Regions from separate parts of the Homo sapiens genome. Here region 1 is linked to region 2. A link is a loop called in an ENCODE intact Hi-C map of the cell type or tissue named here. Cell type or tissue: mammary epithelial cell. All regions are shown on one strand. Links, peaks and the distances in the headings refer to the core of each region. The heading gives the core; the rest is flanking DNA.

Region 1 (10,847 bases), core at 1,690-9,689, 44 kb before region 2:
TGGAAGGCTGAGGCAGGAGGACTGCTTTAGCCCGGCAGTTCAAGGCTAAGGTGAGCTGTGATTATGCCACTGCACTCTAGCCTGAGCAACCGAGTGAGAACCTGTCTCTAAAAAAAATTTTTTTAATTAAAAAAAAATTTCCTATTCTACTGCTGACAGACATTTGGGGTGTTTCCACTTTGGGGCTAATATTAATAAAGCTTCACTGAATATTCCTGCACTCATGTTTTGGTGAGCATATGTTTACCTTTCTTCTGGAAATGCTGGGAATGACATGGAATTGCTAGGTCATAGGACATACATATTTTAGCTTTAACTAAATACTAGCTTTAGCTGCTGGCAAATATTTAATATTTTCCCAAGGAAAAGTCTTTCATTGGCCGGGCACAGTGGCTCATGCCTGTAATCCCAGCACTTTGGGAGGCCGAGGCAGGCGGATCACAAGGTCAGGAGATCGAGACCATCCTGGCTAACACGGTGAAACCCTGTCTCTACTAAAGATAGAAAAAAATTAGCCGGGCATGGTGGCACGTGCCTGTAGTCCCCAGCTGCTTGGGAGGCTGAGGCAGGAGAATCGCTTGAACCCAGGAGATGAAGCTTGCAGTGAGCCGAGAAAGCACCACTGCATTCCAGCCTGGGTGACAGAGCGAGACTCCATCTCAAAAAAAAAAAAAAAGTCTTTCATGAACAATGTTGCTGTTGGTTTTCCTGCCTTTTGTAGACACTGCTTATCCACCAGACACTGGAACTCTCTTCTTCTTTCATATGATCTGAGCCTGCTTCCCAAATGCTCCCATCATTACCAGAAATTCTTCTCTGCGTTGTTTACTCCTGCATCTCCTTTTTGGGAGAGGTAGCTCACAAAGGGCCCAGTTTGATGTGGCTGTGGATGGTGTCTTGCCAGCACACTGTGGAGTGCAGCCCTTATCTACAAGGTCTCAGAGCCTCTGGGAGGCTCCAGGTAAACTGTAATGTTTTGCTATCCTATGTGGAGAAACCAAGTGGAGAGACCTGGGTACTGTCCTGGGTTCCTCTTGAGGTCTCGGTCCCTTAGTCAGTCCCCTGCCATGTCCTGGTACATTCATCTTCCCAGCCCCTTTCCAACCTGCCCACTTCTCTTTGTCTTTATGGCTTTGCCCTGACCCAGTCCACCTCACTAATGCAGACAATCACCCCAAATACCCACAGGCCTTGTCTCTAGACCCTTCCTGCTTCTCTCCCCACAGCAGCCACCCATTAATTCATTACATAAATATGTACTGAGCACCTACAAAGTGTCAGGAACTGTGCCAGGCTCTGAAAGGAAACCAACCCTTGAGGAGCTTACACTTTAGGGGTTAGTCTGGCTGTGTGTCATAAGGGTTACCTGCCAGCTCAGCATGAACTCCAAGCCCTTTGGTCTGACCTAAGACCCTCCCTTACTGCCCTGGCCCCGTCAGCCCCTGCAGATACCTCTAGCCTCATTGCTCACCATCCATCTCCTTCATATCAGCCCTGGACCCCAGTAACACGAACCAGCCACAGCACTCCCACCATCACCTGCTACCCCTGCCTGGAATGCACCCCAGCCAAATGGTTGACATCTGTCTCCACAATGGGGTAAGACTAATGTCCAGTGGGAGGTGGAGAGGTCCTGCACTGGGGCCTCCTCTTCCTCAACACCTACTCTGAGGCTTGCCTGCCCACCTCTTACGCCACAGGGGTGGACTGTTATCTGTTCCTCAGGGGACTGTGAGGGTCTCTGCTCTGAACTACTGCTTTATCCCCCAGCTCGGAGGAGGGCCCCTCATGGCATCAAGTGCCAGCAGTGACTATGTTCCAGAGTCTGATGAAAGTGAGCCTCTTTTCACCTTTGAATAAAAGAAATGCACACAGCTTTTACAGAAGTCCGGATGGAAAGGCAACATCCAATTTTCCAAAGTTTAGAAAATGTTCTTGGGACCAAGATCAGCAACAGGCTATAAGCAGGTACTAAGTACACAGCCAGGGCTGTTGTTTTCATTATTCTTATCAAAAATAGCATCTGTGAGGGAGCCAAGAGGAGGCCCTTGGGGCCATCCAGGAGCCAGGGGAACTGGGAGCCCAACACCAGCACAGCTGCCAGCTCTTTTTCCCACTTAACGGATTCGGGAACCATCTCAAAGGAAGCTGCAAGAGGGAGGGAAGCCCAGCTCTCTGGGAATGTGTCACACTTCCTCCAGTTAGGCCTGGGGCAGCCCCAAGCTCTCCTGATGGAGGCCCTGGCTCCTATCCAGGCCTCTTCCTCTACCAGACTGGATAAGGGTGAGGTCATGTGCTGGGGAAGGGAGGCCAGGGAAGCAGCAACTGGGTTGGAGCCAGTCAGAAACAACACAATAACAGGATAACTCATAGTCTCCCCTCTCCCCTTACACTCCAGGAAGCTGTCCCTGAGTGAACTCCATACCCCTCAGGTCCCTTCTCCCACTGGGACCTCTCTGGGGCAGATTCTGTGGGTGCCTCTTAGTCCTCAACTGAAATGGAAGCTCTCTCTCTTCTCAGGGCTAGGGGAAGCACTGTGAATCAGACAGACCCTAATGCCTCCTCTCACCAATCCAGTCCTGGACATGGGCAGCAACCAGTGTTGGAACCCAGGTGGAAATAAGAGGAAGCTGCCAGAGCCTCGAGCCATACCCTGGGCCATGGTCACACCAAAGGTTCTTGTGCCTATGGGGCTGAGGGACAGAGATATGCAGCCTTGGGCTCTGAGATCAAACAAAAATGGGTGTGGGCCTGGGTCCCCAAGTTACAATGAACCCCCCTGTTAGGAAGGTGCATCTGACCTTAGACTCTGTCAGGCTGAAGGACCAGGTCCCCAAGTTACAATGAACCCCCCTGTTAGGAAGGAGCATCTGACCTTAGACTCTGTCAGGCTGAAGGACCAGGAGTCACAAGCAGACAGACAGACACAGCAGGACCATGACAGGGGCAGACAAACAGATAGGCATAGCTCAGGCTCCTGGCAGTGATGAGTAAACGGACAGACACTGATAGACAGTTAGACTCAGCGAGAGCCTGGAAAGGACAGATGGAGAGACAAGAGGGAACGCTGGCAGTGAAAGACTGACAGACATAGAGGAGATGGCGGACTTGGCAAGAGCCCCTGGCAGGGACAGACAGAGACGCAGTTGCAAGCTGTGGTCAGGTTAAAATGTGGCCATTCTGTCTCTGAGCTCAGCCCCTGACTGCAGATCCCGATTCTCTTGGAGGTTCCTCCTCTTGGCACTGTGATCAGAGACTTTGTGGGACTCTTGGGACCCATTTCTCCAGGACTACAATGCCCTCAACCCCACAAGTCCCAGGAAGGTAGTAGGCTGTGGCCCTCACTGTCCCTGGAGTCAGACTCAAGAATCAATCCATTCTCCTGGTTTTTTCCTCCCCTTCCTGGCCTGTGGGGCAGAGAAAGCCTCCTCGACATCTCTCCTGGGGCCACCTACTCCCAGCATGGTGGCTGTGCTTGTCGTGGAAAAGGTCTTTTTAGGAACCACTATGAGTCCGGACTCTGTTGGCACAGGGGGCGGTGCCCAGAAGAGGCTATAGTCCGGCATTTGCACGACTATCCGAGGATGTTGAGCTCCACCTGGCCGCCTTCTCTTCTCACCACCCCTCATGACCTCCAGGCCCCAGAGGCCTGAGGGCCTAAAAGGTTTTGACCCAGGGGAGCAATTCCAGGCCAGGTGAGGATGGGGTGATTAGTCCCCTTCATAGCTGCAGAGACTGAAGCTGACTTGAACACACTCTGCTCTGAGGCTGTAGGGTCCAAGAACCCCCCTGGGGTGAGCTGAGGTTTTTCTACTTTCAGGGGACCGTTGTGCTGAAAGCATGACGAGGCTGCCTGCCTGAGGTTGGGTTCCCTGGGAAGCAGACTCTGAGACAGAAACTGGCATGCAGGACTGCTCATGGAAGGGAAGGGAAGGAAGCAGGATTGAACAGAGGGAGAATTTGGACAAAATACAGTCACAACAGAAGTCTCAGCTGATCCTAAGGAGACTTCTACAGCTGGGATGGCCCTTCAGACTCTTCCTATGTTGGGGCAAGGAGGTCAAGCCTTTATGCCTTCATTTTGATCAGTAATTGGATGTAAGCTGCCCCTGGAAGGAAGCATGACCTTAGGCACGGAAATTTTCTTCAGCAGGGGCAATCAGACCTTGACTCCTGAAGGGTGTTCAGGGCAGCATATCATAGCTTCCACCATAGTCCATCCCTTGAGCTTTCTGGATCCACTTCTTCATATAAACACTTCCCACTGGTTCTGGGAGCAGCTCCTCCAGGATTCCAGTGGTGTGCTATCAATAACTGGTTCTCCAAAAAAAAAAAAAAGAGAAAAAAAAACTATCATGGTATAAATACTCCCACCATCGGTGCACTACCAACGGTTTAAAAACAGACTGGCAACAACTTTAGCAATGGGATCTCACGAGCAAGTAGCCAGCTCTAGCACACCAATGGTTCCAGCAGGCTTCTACTTCTGGGAGACTTAGAAGAGGAAGGTTCACAATGAACTACAGTCCCTGCTGTTGCAGTTGATCTCAGGGCCACAAATGACACTCATCATCTCCTCCTCTACTATCCATTCCAGATTCCCCCTCACTCTCAGTTAGCACCTTTGCTCATCCTGCTGGCTCACCTGGTAGCATGACCCAATCCTTCATCTCTAAGAGGTCTGATTCCATCTCAGGCTGGGATTGTTGCACTTGTCCATTTACTGTCAAAATTGGGAAAGGGAGTAATAAAGAGGTATCCAACTGGATCACCGGGGTGCTACATGTATGCCTCCCTGCCTCCACTGTGTAGTCTTACCTCCTCCTGATGATCAGGCTCAGGTACCCCTGCCAAGATGGTACCTCCTTTTCTTTCCTGCTTGTCCCTAGACACAAGAAGGCTGAAGTGCCCTGGCAGCATCCCTAGCTGATAGTCTAATGGGACTTTTGCTGGAAATGTTCCCTCCTGGGGAACCAGGATCTCCAAACCCACAGAGCCCAGATTTGCAGGGATGGGAGGCATATATTTTCCAAGTGGGCCACTGGGAATGATAGTAAAGGGGGCCACTCCTGTTTTTATCTCTTGGTTCTGAAACTCTTGTATTATACCTATTGGAACAGAGCTCCATATAAGGTCTTTGATTTATAGTGAGAACTGCATCCTGAAGAATAGTTCATTATCCTGTAAAGTAGCACCCCAAGCCGGTGCTTCAACTATGCCATCAACAGGCTGTTGCCCAACACTCTACCAAACTGACAACACCTGAGTGGTGCAATATGTGATATGACTAGCACATCCTATGGTCATGGACCTGTGCTTCCACTTTCTTTGATATAAAGTAGATCCCTCAGTCTGATATGCTATGTGAGATCCCATACCAGGGGAATAAAAACTCTGAAGGCCCTTGGATAGTGATGTTGGCTGTGGCCCTGCAGCCAGGAAAGGCAACCTCATGCTTAAATTGTGTCTTTATTCTTGTCAAAATGAATCACTGGCCCTTCAGGGGTATAAGAGGGCTAATGTAGTCACCTAGCAGTGGGGTGGTCTCTTGATCTCCCTGAGGCCGAGTATTGTATCTGAACTTATTTGGGAATCAAGTTTGAGCTTTTACATCCTCCATCAGCTGGACACAAGGGATCACCCATGCAGCCATAGATGTGAGCTGGGGGAAGGTTTTGGTGTCCTGGAGTTGGATGGTACAGGGTTCTGGGTCACTTGCACCTGCAGCTTATTTGTGTCTTCCAATCCTGCTCATTGGTTAGAGTTGTACCACTTCCATCTTATGATGGATTGCTGTTGAGCCCACCTGACCTTATGGCTTAGTAGGTCTCACAAAAACCAATTCATCATGGTGGTTCTTGCTGCATGGTCACTGAGTCAGGCCCTCCAGGCCTACCAAGGCTCAGAAGCATGGCACAGCTGTTTTTCAAAAGGTATGTAATTCTCCAGTGCAGATGGTATGGCCTTGTTCCAGAACCCTAGGGACAGTGTATTTTCCCAGTACAGATACCTTTAAAACCACAGTATCTGATGACTCATATGGCCCACATGGCAGGGCTACATGTACTACAGCCAAAGAGCCCTTTCCTGCCTGGGGCCCCACTCAAAGATGGCAGGCTTTTGTGTCACTGCCAGGTATATGGTTCAGAATAATATTCCCAAGTGTGTAATAGGTTTCATCCATATAGGTTGCATCCATAACCCTAAGAGGCCTGCCAAACATTCCGCTTCCTTCTTCATGGTGGGAAGTACAAGACATAGTGATTTGTCCTATACTTTGGTGGGAATTTTCTGCACGCTCCAGACTACTGGATTCCTAAAAACTTCACTGATGTGGCAGGCTGTGAATATTCATAGGGTTTATCTTCTGGAGTGCATGTGTCTTGCCATGGCCATCAATCTTGTCTGACTGGCATAATATTATCAATAGAGTAGACCAGTGTGATGTTCTGCAGGATGCCCAAGTGGTTCAGACTTCTTGGAACTATGTTATGACAGAGGGCAGGAGAGTTAACTTTGCCTTGGAAATTTGAACTGTTGTTTGTCCCAAGTGAATGCAAACAATTTCTAACAGGGGTGGAAAAGAATGGATTCACCAAATCAGCAGCTACACACTGTATGCCTGAGCCCATGTTAATCTGTTGTAGTGAAGACACATTTGGCAAGCACAGTGGCTGCAAATGGGGCTACTGTTGAATTGGTAGTAGCCTGCTGTCATCTTTCAGGATTTAACTGGGTTTTGCTGGTAAATTAAATGAAGATATGACGGACTCCCTTTTAGGTCTATAATGGTGGCAATAATTTCTGCCATTAACCCTGGAATGTGATATTGTTCTTGATTTACTATTTTGCCTGGAATGGGAAGGTTTTGAAGGCTTCCACTTGGCTTTCTTCACTATGATCACTCTCACCATGCAGGCCAAGGACCCAATGTAGGGGCTGTGCTAATTATCAAGTGTGTTGATCTGATTATATCACTGTGGGTCTGTGGACCCAGAGGACCTGCTATTAGCAGAACTCAGGCCAGGAATCTATCACCTGGCCCACATATACCCCTCATTCTAATGAGAGGATTTTGGTGCCACTTCAGGTACCTAGGTAACAATGTCAATTCTAATCCCGGGTTCAATAGTCTTTCACATGTTAGGATATTCTCTTTCCTAGTATGTAGCTATCCAAGTTAAGTGCCCACAGGTCCCCCTGGGAAAGGGCTGGGGAAATCATTATCATGCACACTTGCTGTGGTGGTGTGGGACTCTTCCTTCTGGGAGATCTGGCATCTTCTTCAATCAGTAGGTTCTAAGTCTGAAAACTGGTTCAGATCTGGAAACTCGGCAGGTTACTTTTTATTGGGGTGACTGGACTCATTATCCATGATTGATTTCTTTTTCTTGCACAGAATAACCCGCAGCACTGTTGGCTGGCCATCTATTGTGACCCTCCAGATGCTATGTTTTATTAACCATGTCCATAACTCCCCGGGAGCCAGGCCCTCTTAACAGCCATTCCAATCTTGCCACCCAGACAACTGGGCCAAGTGCTATGACTTGGCCTCTATTATCTCAGAGTCCTATCACCCCTACTGCTATCAGTGAGCCCAGTTCTGTGACATTTCCTATCAATGCTGGCCTATTTTAGCCACCATTTTAGTTCTTGGTGATACTGGTGCCCTTCTTTCCAATACATTTCTTGTTTTGGTATCTTCTTGGCCCTCAGGCGAGTATTCTGAATTTGCTTAGTATATTTATTCCTGCACACCCACGTCCTTCATAGTCTGCCATAGCCATTCTGGCTACCCTCACTTAATATGGGCCATCCTCTTTCCATGCTTCTAGGAGCCATCCAAACGATGTATTTGCACCATCTCTTGGGGCCTTGCCACAGTTTTAAATACTTTATCCTGGAAGAATGTTCCCATATCCATAAACTCTTTTGTTCAAATTTCTGTTCCACCCCCTTGGTCCAGAATCCAGTCCTGTGCATACTCTCCAAGCTCCTGCTAGTACTCTCTGGATATGACCAGAATTTCCTTTGAGGTATAGTCCTTTTCTACACTAGCAAGTTCAGCATGTCTGGCCAGGTTAGGTTTTGACTTAACCCTAGTTATTGGCCTAGCACAAAGAGGTAACATGGAATGAGAGCATGTCTTGCAGGACAGAAGCCTCCGCATTTTCTTTTTAAAGTAAGAAGCAAGTTCTAGCTTTTAACAGAGATGAGTAGGTCACTTCTGCAGGTCCAGAGTGTTTAGTGAAATCTGAGGATTCAAGATATTCAGGTGCAACAGAGGTCCTCATCCCACGTGTCAGGGTCTCATTCTTCCCCAACCAGGGCTCTGCCCTTGGCATAGAAGACCTGCCTTGGTTGGGAATATAACCTTCTTTGAAGCTTAACTACTTTGACAGAAGTCTGGGTCTGATTCTCTGCTTTTTCTTCTTTTCTATAGATGCACCAAAGAGGCCTACGGCTTTCATGCTTATGTTTTCATTGCCAATTAATCACTCTAAGCTCTCCATTTTCTTTTACTGAAAGTTAGTCAAGCTTAGCAATTCCATTGTCCTTGCAGTGGCTAATTCCCCCATATTTCTCAAACACCTGAGGCACTGCACCATCTAATGCATTCTCTTCCAACATAGGTAAAAGTTTTAACAATTATTACCATGGGCCAAAAGCTGTCTGCTTCACCTGCCACCTGTGATGGGAGTCCTCATTGGCAGCCAACAGTGGATGATCCAGCTCCAAAATCATATCTTAGCATCTCATTTTTTTTCTGTCACTCCTAAAGCCAGATGCCATAGATTAGGTTCTATAGGAAACAGACTGAGTAGGATATGAGCATGTAGGACCTTTATTAGGAAAAGATCTTGGGGTCAACATCAGTGGAAATGAGGACTGAAACAGGACTAGGCAAAAGGAGAAGTGGAGCTACTATGCAATTCCAGCCGAGGTTCCAGCTGAGACCAGGAGTGCTCATCTGTGATGATCCTTCAGAGTTTTCCCAAGAAGGAGAGGGAGCCAAGCCTTTATACCTTCATATTTATCAGTTGGTAGACGTGGGCTCCCTACAGAAGTAGGTGTGACCTTACACAAGGCAATTATTTTTTAGCAGTAGTCCAAAATAGGGCTGACAGCTGGGGCTGTCTTCTGGCAGCTCTCCCACCAGCTGGTGAAATAAATCTTTCATTCATAAAGGGGATGGGGCGGGGGGGTCTGAGCTGTGTATCACAGCATCCACAAGACCACCTTAAAAAGCCTGTACAAATCTTGTCCCTGGGCAGATGGGTCAGAGCCTGATGCTTACAAACCACGCTTCCCCCCACAACCCTGGCAACTGGGATTCTGTTGCTTTCCTATTGTGACACATAAGCCCAGGGAAGAGCCTCACTCTGCCATTCTCAGGTACTCAACTCCTCAGGAGAAATGGCTACAGGGTCCCTCTCCCCATCTAATATTGAGTACTCACTGTATCTCAGCCACCAGGTATCAGAGACACCTGTCAGGCAGCTTTTGTCCCTAGCAGTAGTGAGCAGAATCAGTATCATCTGGGTTGGGGCGGCTATAGTTTCTTGGTCAGTCTATGAAAAGAGGAGGAGTCGTTTGCCAGGTGGCAAAGGGGCAGAGAAAAACATGCTTGTGATGGGATGCCTTAAAGAAAGCCCTTCAACCAGGCCAGGTGATCTGGTAAGAGGTGTGGTGGGGATAGGCTGAAGCTAGATCAAAGAAATCTGGACCTAGTAGCTCGCATTTAGGATGGCTCCATAATCGTGGAGTTTCTCCCCAAAGAGGGGCATGCAGAAACATGTCTGGGAACACCACTAGTCTGAAGTGTTGTTTGTAGGGTGGCAGGTTAAGAAAAGGTAGGGACCCTTGTTGGAGGGTGCAGACCTTGATTTGGCCTTTAGACCGCAAGTTTGAGACCTGTAGGGTAGCCAAAGAGAGAAGTACCAAGCCCCAAGGAACTTGGAAACCTAGAAGATGGGCAGAGGAGGAGGCAGCTGTGTAAGAGGCTTGTAAGAACTGGTCACAGAGGAGAAAGAGAAACAGGAGCGGTGGCATCAAAGAAGCCATGAAAAACATAGAAGTCAGAAAATACCAATCCTGGAGGAAGCAGGTTGGTGTGGGGAAGTGACATTTGTTGGCAGGGGCCTCGGGGCAGGCCTGTGGAGGATAGGGAAATGGAACAGTCCTGGCAGTTCAGGTGGCTGGGGGCTGGGACCTTTGGACAGGCTGTATATTAAGCAGGTTTCACGCGACGCCTCCCCTTCTGAGCATTCCCCATGGCCTCGCTAGTGCAGGATGGACAGGAACTGTACTCAGGTCCAGGTGACAGCTCATGCCTGGATTTTCCCAAGGGGGCGGATCCAACCAGTCCACCAGTCCGTTCTGGCAGCTTTAAGCTCCTCTCAGACAGGGTGACATCCAACTGTTTCAAGGGCTTTCCAGTGGGCTGCACTTGTTCTGTCCCACAGGATCTATAGGGAAACCCCAGCTCTGGGCAAACAGACCCCCACCCCCTGACTAAGGCCTCCAGAATCTGGGCCAGAGGCCAGGGTGGGGCAAGACACTGAGTCAGGACAGCGGTTTTCTGGCTTCCTTAGTTTGTGTCCACAGACATCCTCACTATCCTAGGAGATGACCCCAGCAGGAATGGGGAGCTGAAGCCTGAAGAGTCACTGAAATGATTTACATAATTTCCTTAATGCTCACCACGATCATGTGAGAGAGAGAACATGACCCGTTTCACAGACGCATCACTGAAGCTGTGAGCAGAGAAACGACTTGTCTGCCAGACAGTGGCAGATACAACACTTAAACCAAAGTCTCTGAGTCTCCTCAGGTGCCCTTTCATC
Region 2 (10,847 bases), core at 2,015-10,014:
TTTAAGAATGTTGAATATTGGCTCCCATGCTCTTCTGGCTTGTAGGGTTTTTGCAGAGAGATCTGCTGTTAGTCTGATGGGCTTCCCTTTGTACGTGACCCGACCTTTCTTTCTGGCTGCCCTTAACATTTTTTCCTTCATTTCAACCTTGGTGAATCTGAAGATTATGTGTCTTGGGGCTGATCTTCTCAAGGAGTATTTTTGTGGTGTTCTCTGTATTTCCTGAATTTGAATATTGGCCTATCTTGCTAGGTTGGGGAAGTTCTGGATAATATCCTGAAGTGTGTTTTCCAACTTGGTTCCAATCTCCCCATCACTTTCAGGTACACCCATTAATTGTAGGTTTGGTCCTTTCACATAGTCACATATTTTGTGGAGGCTTTGTTCATTCCTTTTCATTCCTTTTTCTCTAATCTTGTCTTCATGCTTTATTTCAGCAAGGTGGTCTTCAATTTCTGACATCCTTTCTTCCACGTGATTTGGCTACTAATACTTGTTTATGCTTCACTAAATTATCATGCTGTTTTTTCAGCTACATCAGGTCATTTATATTCCTCTCTGAACTGGTTATTCTAGTTAGTAGTTCCTGTAACCTTTTATTAGGTTCTTAGCTTCCTTGCATTGGGTGAGAACGTGCTCCTTTAGCTCAGAGGAATTTGTTATTACCCATCTTCTGAAGCCTACTTCTGTCAATTCATCAATCTCATTCTCTGTCCAGTTTTACAACCTTGCTGGAGAGGTGCTGCAATCAGTTGGAGGAGAAGAGGCATTCTGGCTTTTGGAATTTTCAGCATTTCTGTACTGGTTTTTCCTCATCTTCATGGATTTATCTACCTTTGATCTTTGAGGCTAATGACCTTTGGATGGGGTTCTTGTGTGGGGATCTTTTTTATGTTGTTGTTGTTGCTGCTTTCTGTTTGTTAGTTTTCCTTCTAACAGTCAGGCCCCTCTTCTGCAGGTCTGCTGTAGTTTGCTGGAGGTCAACTCCAGACCCTGTTCACCTGGGTATCACCAGTGGAGGCTGCAGAACAGCAAAGATTGCTGCCTGCTCCTTCCTCTGGAAGCTTCATCCCAGGGGGCACTGGCCTGATGCCAGCCAGAGCTCTCCTGTATGAGATGTCTGTTGATCCCTGTTGGGAGGTCTCTCCCAGTCAGAGGCACAGGGGTCAGGGACCCACTTGAGAAGGCAGTCTGTTCCTTAGCAGAGCTAGTACACTGTGCTGGAATAATCCCCCTTGTCAGGATCAGTTGCTTTCTTCAGAGCCAGGAGGCAGGAAAGATATAAGTCTGCTGAAGTTGTGACTGCAGCTGCCCTTCCCTCCAGATGCTCTGTACCAGGAAGATGAGAGTTTTATCTGTAAGCCCCTGACTGGAGCTGCTGATTTTCCTTCAGAGATGCCCTGCCCAGTGAGGAGGAATCTAGAGAAGCAATCTGGCCACAGTCACTTTGCCATGCTGTGGTAAATTCTGCCCATTCCAAACCTCCCAGTCTCCTTAGCACTGTCAGGGGAAAACCGCCTACTAATGCCTCAGTACTGGTGGATGCCCCTCCCGCCACCAAGCTCGATCATTCTGGGTCAACTCCAGACTGCTGTGCTGGCAGTGAGAATTTCAAGCCAGTGGTTCTTAGCTTGCTGGGATCTGTGGGAGTGGGACCTGCTGAGCAAGACCACTTGGCTCCCTGGCTTCAGCCCCCTTTCTAGGGGAGTGGACGGTTCTCCTGTCTCTCCTGTCTCCTGTCTCATTATGGTTCCAGGTGCCGCTGGAGTACAAAAAAACTCCTGTAGCTAGCTCAGTGCCTGCCCAATCAGCTGCTCAGTTTTGTGCTTGAAACCCAGGGCTCTGGTGGTGTAAGTTCACGAGGGAATCTCCTGATCTGCAGATTGCAAAAATCCACGGGAAAAGTGTAGTATCCAGGGAGGGTAGCACAGTCCCTCACCACTTCCCTTGGCTGTGGAAGGGAGGTCCCCTGGCTCCTTGCACTTCCCAGGTGAAGCGATGCCCCACCCTGCTTCTGCTTGCTCTCTGTGGGTGGCACCCACTGCCTAACTAGTCCCAATGAGATGAACCGGGCACCTCAGCTGGAAATCACCCACCTTCTGCGTTGGTCTCACTGGGAGCTGCAGACTGGAGCTTTTAAAAAAAAAAATTACTAAAGGCAAATTGTGGGCTAATGTGTGAATATGAAATTCCTGGGAGTCACAGACACAAGAAAAATTCACACCTCTCTCATACATTTTTCTCCACAGACCTTTACTGGATGCTCACAAGAAAGACTGGCTCTCCATGTCTGGAGATTTCCTGGTGATCCTGATCCCCTCTCTGAGACAGCCAAACTTTTCCTTGTTTCTTTGATGGATCTTGACCTGGAAAGAACATTCTACCCTTCCAACAGTGGTAGAACACCTCATGGCCAGGTGCGATAGCTCACACCTGTAATCTCAACACTTTGGGAGGCTGAAGTGGGTGGATCACTTGAGGTCAGGAGTTTGAGACAAGCCTGGCCAACATGGCAAAACCCCTTCTCTACTAAAAATACAAAAATTAGTTGGGCATAGTGGCACATGCCTGTAATCCCCTCTACTCAGGAGCTGAGGCAGGAGAATTGCTTGAACCCAGGAGGCAGAAGTTGCAGTGAGCTGAGATCGCACCACTGCACTCCAGCCTGGGTGACAGAACAAGACTCTGTCTCAAAACAAACAAACAAACAAACAAACAAACCAATAACAAAAACCTCTAATGAACTTGGGCCAGACCATTTCCTGCCCTTCCCACAGGCTGACAGAACTTTTAGCCTGTCTAATAGTGAGGCTGGACCAGGACAGTAGAGAGTCCTCACTGGTCCCCATCACTGGACTAGCAAGCATGAGTAACAAGGAACAGGAGACCACTGCTGGACAAGGGGCAAGCATGCATCAAGAAACATCCCTCCAAGGTACAGGTCCACTGGGAATTCTGAAAGCTGCAAGTAAAGCAGGAACATTTTAAGAAAACAAAACAAAAAACCTCTGGAAACCCAGCCTCTACTCTAAGCACAATGCTTTGAAGTTGGAGGTACACTGAAAGCAACCACAAAAACAAAAACAAAAAAATCCCAAACCCACACCACATCCTAATAAACTGACTCAACTCCACTTTTCTTCTGGACATGTACACAACTCTTCTCCTAAGCCTTAAAATTCCAGAGGAAGGAAGTAGATTTTAATTTTTCTTTTTAAAAATTTTTTTTATTATACTTTAAGTTCTGGGATACATGTGCAGAACGTGCAGGTTTGTTACATAGGTATACACATGCCATGATGGTTTGCTGCACCCATCAACCCGTCATCTATATTAGGTATTTGAAGTAGATATTTTTTAAAGAAGAAATATTTAAAGAGAAATTAGCCAAGAATCTTCAGAAAATAATGAAAGATACAAACTACAGATCCAAGAAGCTCAGAGAGATGATTGGGCATAGTGGCTCATGCCTGTAATCCCAGGTGGGAGGATCGCTTGAAACCAGGAGTTCAACACCAGTCTGGACAACACAGCAAGACCCTGTCTCTAAAATAAATAAATATATAAAAAATATACATTTAAATATATATTAAATATATATATATGTATTTTTTAAAAAAATAAACTCAGAGGTCACAATCAGGATAAATACCCCACCACCACCACTAAAAGAAATCACGCTTAGAAAGATACGTTATATTTAAACTGCTGAAAACCAAAAACAAATAGAAAATCTTAAACATGACAAGATAAAAAGAAACATTACACACAGATAAACAAGATAAGAATTACAGCAGACATATTCAGAAATTATATAATCCAGAAGACAATGGTGTGAGATCTTTAAAGGAATAAAAGAAAAAAAATTGCTATCAACCCAGAATTCTACACCAAGTGAAATAATCTTTTAAACTGAAGGGGAAAAAATCTTTTAAAAAACAGCAGTTTTAGGTTCACAGCAAAATTAAGCAGGAAGTACAGACTCCTCATCTATCCATGCCCCTACACATGCATAAACATCCCCACTATTGATGTACTGCGTCACAGTGGTACATGTGTTAGATCAATGAACCTACATTGTCACATAATTATCACCCCAGGTCCACAGTTTATATTAGGGTTCACTCTTGGTGGCGTACATTCTGTGGGTTTTGACAAACGTATAATGGGGGTGGGCATGGTGGCTCATGCCTGTAATCCTACCACTTTGGGAGGCCAAGGTGGGCGGATCACTTGAGGTCAAGAGTTCAAGACCAGCATGGCCAACATGGTGAAACCTTGTCTCTACTAAAAATGAAAAAATTAGCCAGGCATGGTGGCACGTGCCTGTAATCCCAGCTACTTGAGAGGTTGAGGCATGAGAATCACTTGAAGCTGGCCTTCTCAGATGAGCTTCTTTCACTTAGCAATATGCATTTAAGGTTCCTCCATGTCTTTTTATAGCTTGATAGTGCATTTCCTTTTAGCACTGAACAATATTTCATTGCCTGGATGTATCAGTTTATTTACCCATCCATCCTTCCAAACCTGGAAGCAAGACATCTTGGTTGCTTCCAGGTTTTCGCAACTATGAAGAAAGCTGCTATAAACAGCTGTATGCAGCTGTTCTGGGTGAACATAAGTTTTTAACTTATTTGGGTAAATTCTAAGGAGTGCAAGGGCTGGATCATGTGCTAAGAGCATGTTTAGTTTGGTAAGAGACAGCCAAACTGCCTTCCAGAGTGACTGTGAAGTGTTTACTGATATAGTTTGATCTGCCATATCTGTTACTATTTTCTATTTGTTGCCTTTGTTCTTTGTTCCTATTTCTGTCTTCCACTCTTTTTCTGCCTTCCGTGGTTTTAATTGAGCATTTTATATGATTCCATTTTCTCTCTTTTCTTAGCATACCAATTATACTTCTTTTTCTTACTTTTTAAAGTGGTTGCCCTAGAGTTTGAAATATGCATTTATAACTAACCCCAATCCATTTTCAAATAATACTATACCACTTCCCATACAGTGCAAGTACCTAATAACCAAGTATTTCTAATTCTCCCTCCCATCCCTTGCATCACTGCTGTCATTCATTTCACTTATTCATAAGCACACATAAATGTGTATATTTATATACACACACAAAATTGAATGCATTGTTAATATTGTTAAACAAACTGTTATCAGTTACATCAATTAAGAATAAGAAAAATGTGTTTATTTTATATTTACTTACTCCTTCTCTGATGCTTTCTTTATATAGATCTGAGATTCTGACCTATATCATTTTCCTTCTCCCTGAACAACTTCTTTTAAACATTTCTTACAAGGAAGATCTACTGGCAACAATTTCATTCAGTTTTTGTTTATCTGAGAAAGTCTTTATCTCATCTTCACTTTTGAAGGATAATTTTGCAGGGACAGAATTGTAGGTTGGTGGGGTTTTTTTTTTTTCTCTCAATGCTTTGATTTTTCACTCCAATTTTTTCTTGCTTGCATGATTTCTCAGGAGGAGAAATATTTCTTATCTTTGCTCCTTTATAGATAAGATTCCCCCCTCCACCCCCGGCTTTCTTTCAAGATTTTTTTTCTTTATCTGAAAATTTCTGCAGTTTTAATACGATATGCCTAGGTATAGTTTTTCATTTTTGGGGCTTTTTAAAATTTTATCCTATTTGGTGTTCTCTGATTCTTAGATCTGTGGTTTGATGTCTGACATTAATTTGAGGAAAATTATTTCCTTACTGCTTCAAATATTGCTTCTGTTCCTTTCTCAGTTTCTTCTCCAATACTATCATTATATGTACTTACATTTTTGTGGTTGTCTTACAGTTCTTGGATATTCTGTTTTTTAAAGTTTTATTTCCTCTTTGCCTTTCATTTTGGGAAATTTCTATTGACATATCTTAAGTCTCACTGTTTCTTTCCTCATCTGTGTCCAGTATACTGATGAGCTTAACCAAAGGTATTCTTAATTTCAGTTACTATGTTTTTATTTCCAGCATCTTCATTTGATTTAAATCTTTCTTAGAGTTTGCATTTCTCTGCTTACATTACTCATCTGTTCTTGCATGTTACCTACTTTTTCTATTAGTGCCCTTGGCATATTAATCATAGTTGTTTAAAATTCCCAGTCTGATAATTCTCACATCCTTGCCACATATGGGTCTGATTCTGATGGTTGCTCTGTCTCTTCCAATTGTGTTTTTTGCCTTTTAATATGCCTTGTAGTATACTGCTGAAAGGTGTACGGGGTAAAAGGAATTGTGGTAAAAAGACTTTTAGGTTGTGTGTTTATTTGTTTGTTTTTGAGACAGAGTCGCACTTTGTTGCCCAGGCTGGAGTGCAGTGGCGTGATCTCAGCTCACTGCAACCTCTGCCTCCCGGGTTCAAGTGGTTCTCCTGCCTCAGCCTCCCAAGTAGCTGGGATTACAGGTGTGTGCCACCAAGCCCAGCTATTTTTTGTAATTTTAGTAGAGATGGGGTTTCACCATATTGGCCAGGATGGTCTTGAACTCCTGGCCTCAAGTGATTCTCCCGCCTTGGCCTCCCAAAGTGCTGGGATTATAGGCGTGAGACGCCGCGCCTGGCTACATAGGCTTTTAGTAATGTAGTGGTAAGATATGGAGGGCAGGGAAGTGTTCCATAGTCCTATGATTAGATCTCAGTCTTCTGGTGAGCCTGTGTTGCTAGACAATGAACTTCACCAGTCGTTTTCAGCTTTTTATCCCCCCTTTAAATGGGAAAGGATAGCCAGAGGGGGCTGGAGTTATTTCCCTTGCCCCAGATGGGTCGAGCTCTTACAAAACTTCAGCAGGTTAGGCTCAGGTCTGGTCAAGAACAGAATGCTCTTGACATATTACAAAAACGTTCCTTTTTCCTCCCCCTGCTGGAAGCATAAGGAGATTTTTCTCCAATCTTCACATAAAACTTACAGAAGTGTGAGGGATACCTGATGACTGGGATCCCCTGGGGTTTTTATTACTCAGGCTTGTCCACACTGAGCCTCCACAATTTGTCAACTATAGTTCAGGTTTTTCTATCCCGGTACTTCTTCTCATGGAGGTGAGTTTCCGCTCTGGTAAGTTGTGATTTTCTGTATCTGCCTGTTTTTCTCCCCAATTCTGGGGGCAGAAGTTTACCTTGTGACCTCACCTCTCTTATAGATCTAAGAAGAGTTGTTAATTCTTCAGCTTGTTCAGTTTTTATTTGTTGTTAGGATGGAGTGGCAACTTTTTAAAACTCCTAACATGCTGGACTGGAAACTCAAATTCCTAAATATCTTTTCAGACAAATAAAAGCTGAGATAATTCATTATCCACAGACCTGCCCTACAAGAACTTGAATCTACACAAAGTAATAAAGATGTCTGGGAATGGATAAATGAAGATAAACATAAAATACTTTTTCTTATTTTTAATTATCTAAAACATAATTGTCTAAAGCAAAAAATAGTAGCAGTGTGTTGGAATACAGCATATAATAAAGTGCATGAAAACTATAGCACAAAATTGGGAGGAAAAAATTAGGAGTATCATAAGGTTCTTAAACCTTATATATATTATACGTACTATTTGAAGGCTGACTGTGATTAATTAAAGGTGCATACTGTAAACTTAAGGACAACCACTAAAATTTTCTTAAAAGAGGTTATAAATAAGCCAATAAAGGAAGGAAAAAAACAGCATAAAAAATAGTCCAACAATGATAGACTGGATTAAGAAAATGTGGCACATATACACCATGGAATGCTATGCAGCCATAAAAAATGATGAGTTCATGTCCTTTGTAGGGACATGGATGAAGCTGGAAACCATCATTCTCAGCAAACTATCACAAGGACAAAAAATCCAAACACCGCATGTTCTCACTCGTAGGTGGGAATTGAACAATGAGAACGCATGGACAGAGGAAGGGGAACATCACACACCAGGGCCTGTTGTCGGGTAGGGGGAGAGGGGAGGGATAGCATTAGGAGATATACCTAATGTAAATGACGAGTTAATGGGGGCAGCACACCAACATGGCACATGTATACATATGTAACAAACCTGCACATTGTGCACATGTACCCTAAAACTTAAAGTATAATAAAAGAAAATAGCCAATTCAAAAGCAGGCAGAAAAGGGGAAAAAAAGAACAAAAAACAGATGGAACAAATAAAAAATAGCAAGAAAAATGACAGATTTTAGTCCAACTATATCAATAACTATATTAAGTATAAATGATCTAAACATACAATATTAAAAGAGATTGTCCAATTGGATGAAAAAGCAAGGCATGATTATATGCTTTCTATAAGGAGCTCACTCTAAACATAAAGGCAAAGATGGGTTAAAAGTAAAATATGTCAAGAGAATAAAAAGAAAAGCCACAGACTGGGAGAAAATATTTGCAAAACACGTATCTGATAAAGGACTGTTATTAAAAATATATAAAGAACTCTCAAAACTCAACAATAAGAAAATAAATAACCCAACTTTAAAAATCGGCAAAAATATCTAAACAAACACACCTCATCAAAGATGATATACAAATGGCAAGTAAGTATATGAAAAGATGCTAAATATTGGCCAGGCGTGGTGGCTCACACCTGTAATCCCAGCAGTTTGGGAGGCTGAGGCAGGCAGATCACGAGGTCAGGAGTTGGAGACCAGTCTGGTCAACATGGTGAAACCCCTTCTCTACTAAAAATACAAAAATTAGCCATGCATGGTGGCAGGCGCCTGTAATCCCAGCTGCTTGGGAGGCTGAGGCAGGAGAATTGCTTGAACTCGAGAGGCAGAGGTTGCAATGGGCTGAGACCGCACCACTGCACTCCAGCCTGGGCAACAGAGCCAGACTCCATCTCGGGGGGAAAAAAACGCTAAATATTATATGTCATTAGGGAATTGCAAATTAAAACACCAATGAGATATCACTATGCATCTGTCAGAATGATGAAAATCCAAAACACAGGCAACACCAAATATTGGTGAGGACATATAGCTATAGAAACTCTTATACACTGTTGGTAGGAATGCAAAATGCTATAGCCATTTTGGAAGAGAGTTCAGCAGTTTCTTACAAAGCTAAACATAGTCTTACTATACAATCCAGCGATCATGCTGCTTGGTATTTACCCAAATCAGTTGAAAATCCAAGTACACCCAAACACCTGCATACAAACGTTCACAGTAGCTTTATTCATAATTGCCAAAACCTGGATACAACCAAGACATCCTCCAATAGATGAATGGATAAACAAACTGATACAGCCATACAATAAAATATTATTTGGCAATATAAGGAAATGAGCTATCAAGCCACAAAAAGACAGGGGGAAACCTTAAATGCATGTTGCTAAGTGAAAGAAACCAATCTGAGAAGGCTAAATAATGTATGACTCAAATTACATCACATTCTGGAAAAGGCAAAACTATACAGATGGTAGAAAGACCAGTGGTTGCCAAGAGTTTGCGGGCAGAGGGAATGATGAATAAGTGGAGCACAGAACATTTTTTTGGCAATGAAATTATGCTGTATAAAACTGTAACGGTGGACACATGTCATACAATTGTCAAAATCTACAGAACTGTACAACACAAAGAGAGAACTCTAATGTGAATTGTGGACTTTAGTTAATAATAATGTATCAGGCTGGGTGCTGTGGCTCATGCCTGTAATCCCCGCACTTTGAGACCATCCTGGCCAACATGGTGAAACCCCGTCTCTACTAAAAATGAAAAAATTAGCCGGGCATGGTGGTGCATGCCTGTAGATCCAGCTACTCGGGAGGCTGAGGCAGAAGAATAGCTTGAACTCAGGAGGCGGAGGTTTCAGTGAGCCGAGATTGAGATCATGCCACTGCACTCCAGCCTGGGTGACAGAGGGAGAGACTCTGCCTCAAAATAATAATAATAATAATGTATCCATATTTGTGCATCACTTGTAATGAACACACCACGTGAAAGCAAGAAGTTAATAATAGGAGAAACTATATGGGGGTAGGGGATTATAGAAGCACTGTACTTTATGCTAAGTTTTTTGTAAACCTAAAACTTCTTTTAAAAATGAAGTGCATTAATTTAATAAAAATAAAATGATGGAAAATGATATATTGTTGAAACATAAATCAAAAGAAAGCTAGAACAGCTATATTAGTATCAAAAAAGGAGACTTCAGAACAAGAAATATTTTATATATATATATAAATTTATATATATATATAAAATATTTCTTGTCCCTGTTTTCATATATATGAAAACAGGGACATTATAGGATGATAAAGTGGTAAATTAACCAAGAATACATAACAATCCTAATTATGTACTTACCTAACCAAGAGTTTCAAAATACATGAAGCAAAAATGATAGACCTGAATAGAAACATACAAACCCACAATTACAGTTACACCTCAACAGTCCTCAATAAATGATAGAAAAAATAGAGAAAAAATAAATAAGGATACAGAAGACCTGAACAACACTATCAACCAACTTTACCTAGTTGACATTTAAAGAGCATTCAACTAAACAACAGCAGAATACACATTCTTTTCAAGTGCACATGAAACATTCATCAAGCTAAATCATATTCTTGGTCATAAAACAATCCTCAACAAATTTAAAATAACTGAAAGCACACAAAGTATGTTATCTGACCACAACAGAATAAAATTAGAATAACAGAAATATCTGGAAAATCCCCAAATATTTGTGAAATAAGCAACATGCTTCTAAATAACTCATGAGTCAAAGTGGAAGTCATAAAGGAAATTAGAAAACATTCTGAGTTGCATTTACATGTAGGGACAACATATCATACTTGTGTGATGACCTTGGCCAAGTGATCAAAGTTTACTTCATCAGTCACGTTCCCCTAAAATTA

Evidence for each region. Hi-C counts contacts between places; a loop is a spot of excess contacts. Peaks named below come from ENCODE experiments on the same cell type or tissue, not always from the same donor. Only the 100,000 strongest peaks of a DNase experiment are listed, where the experiment ranks them.
Region 1: a loop joins it to region 2, with 3 times the contacts of the local background. A loop is called at or near these places in 2 of 110 quality-filtered maps.

What each region holds. Positions count from the first base shown.
Region 1 is chr5:132,084,290-132,095,136 of GRCh38, forward strand. No RefSeq gene overlaps it. Among named protein-coding and RNA genes, the nearest start is that of CSF2, 16 kb to the left of the region's middle. RefSeq lists a silencer at 3,334-3,556 and an enhancer at 9,859-10,847. In mammary epithelial cell, for the core only: no CTCF peak of the experiment used is centred there; DNase peaks (open chromatin) are centred at 2,252, 5,282 and 5,992; H3K27ac peaks cover 1,756 bases.
Region 2 is chr5:132,127,715-132,138,561 of GRCh38, forward strand. No RefSeq gene overlaps it. Among named protein-coding and RNA genes, the nearest start is that of P4HA2-AS1, 52 kb to the right of the region's middle. In mammary epithelial cell, for the core only: a CTCF peak has its summit at 6,868 (motif pointing left); DNase peaks (open chromatin) are centred at 6,887 and 9,357; H3K27ac peaks cover 1,784 bases.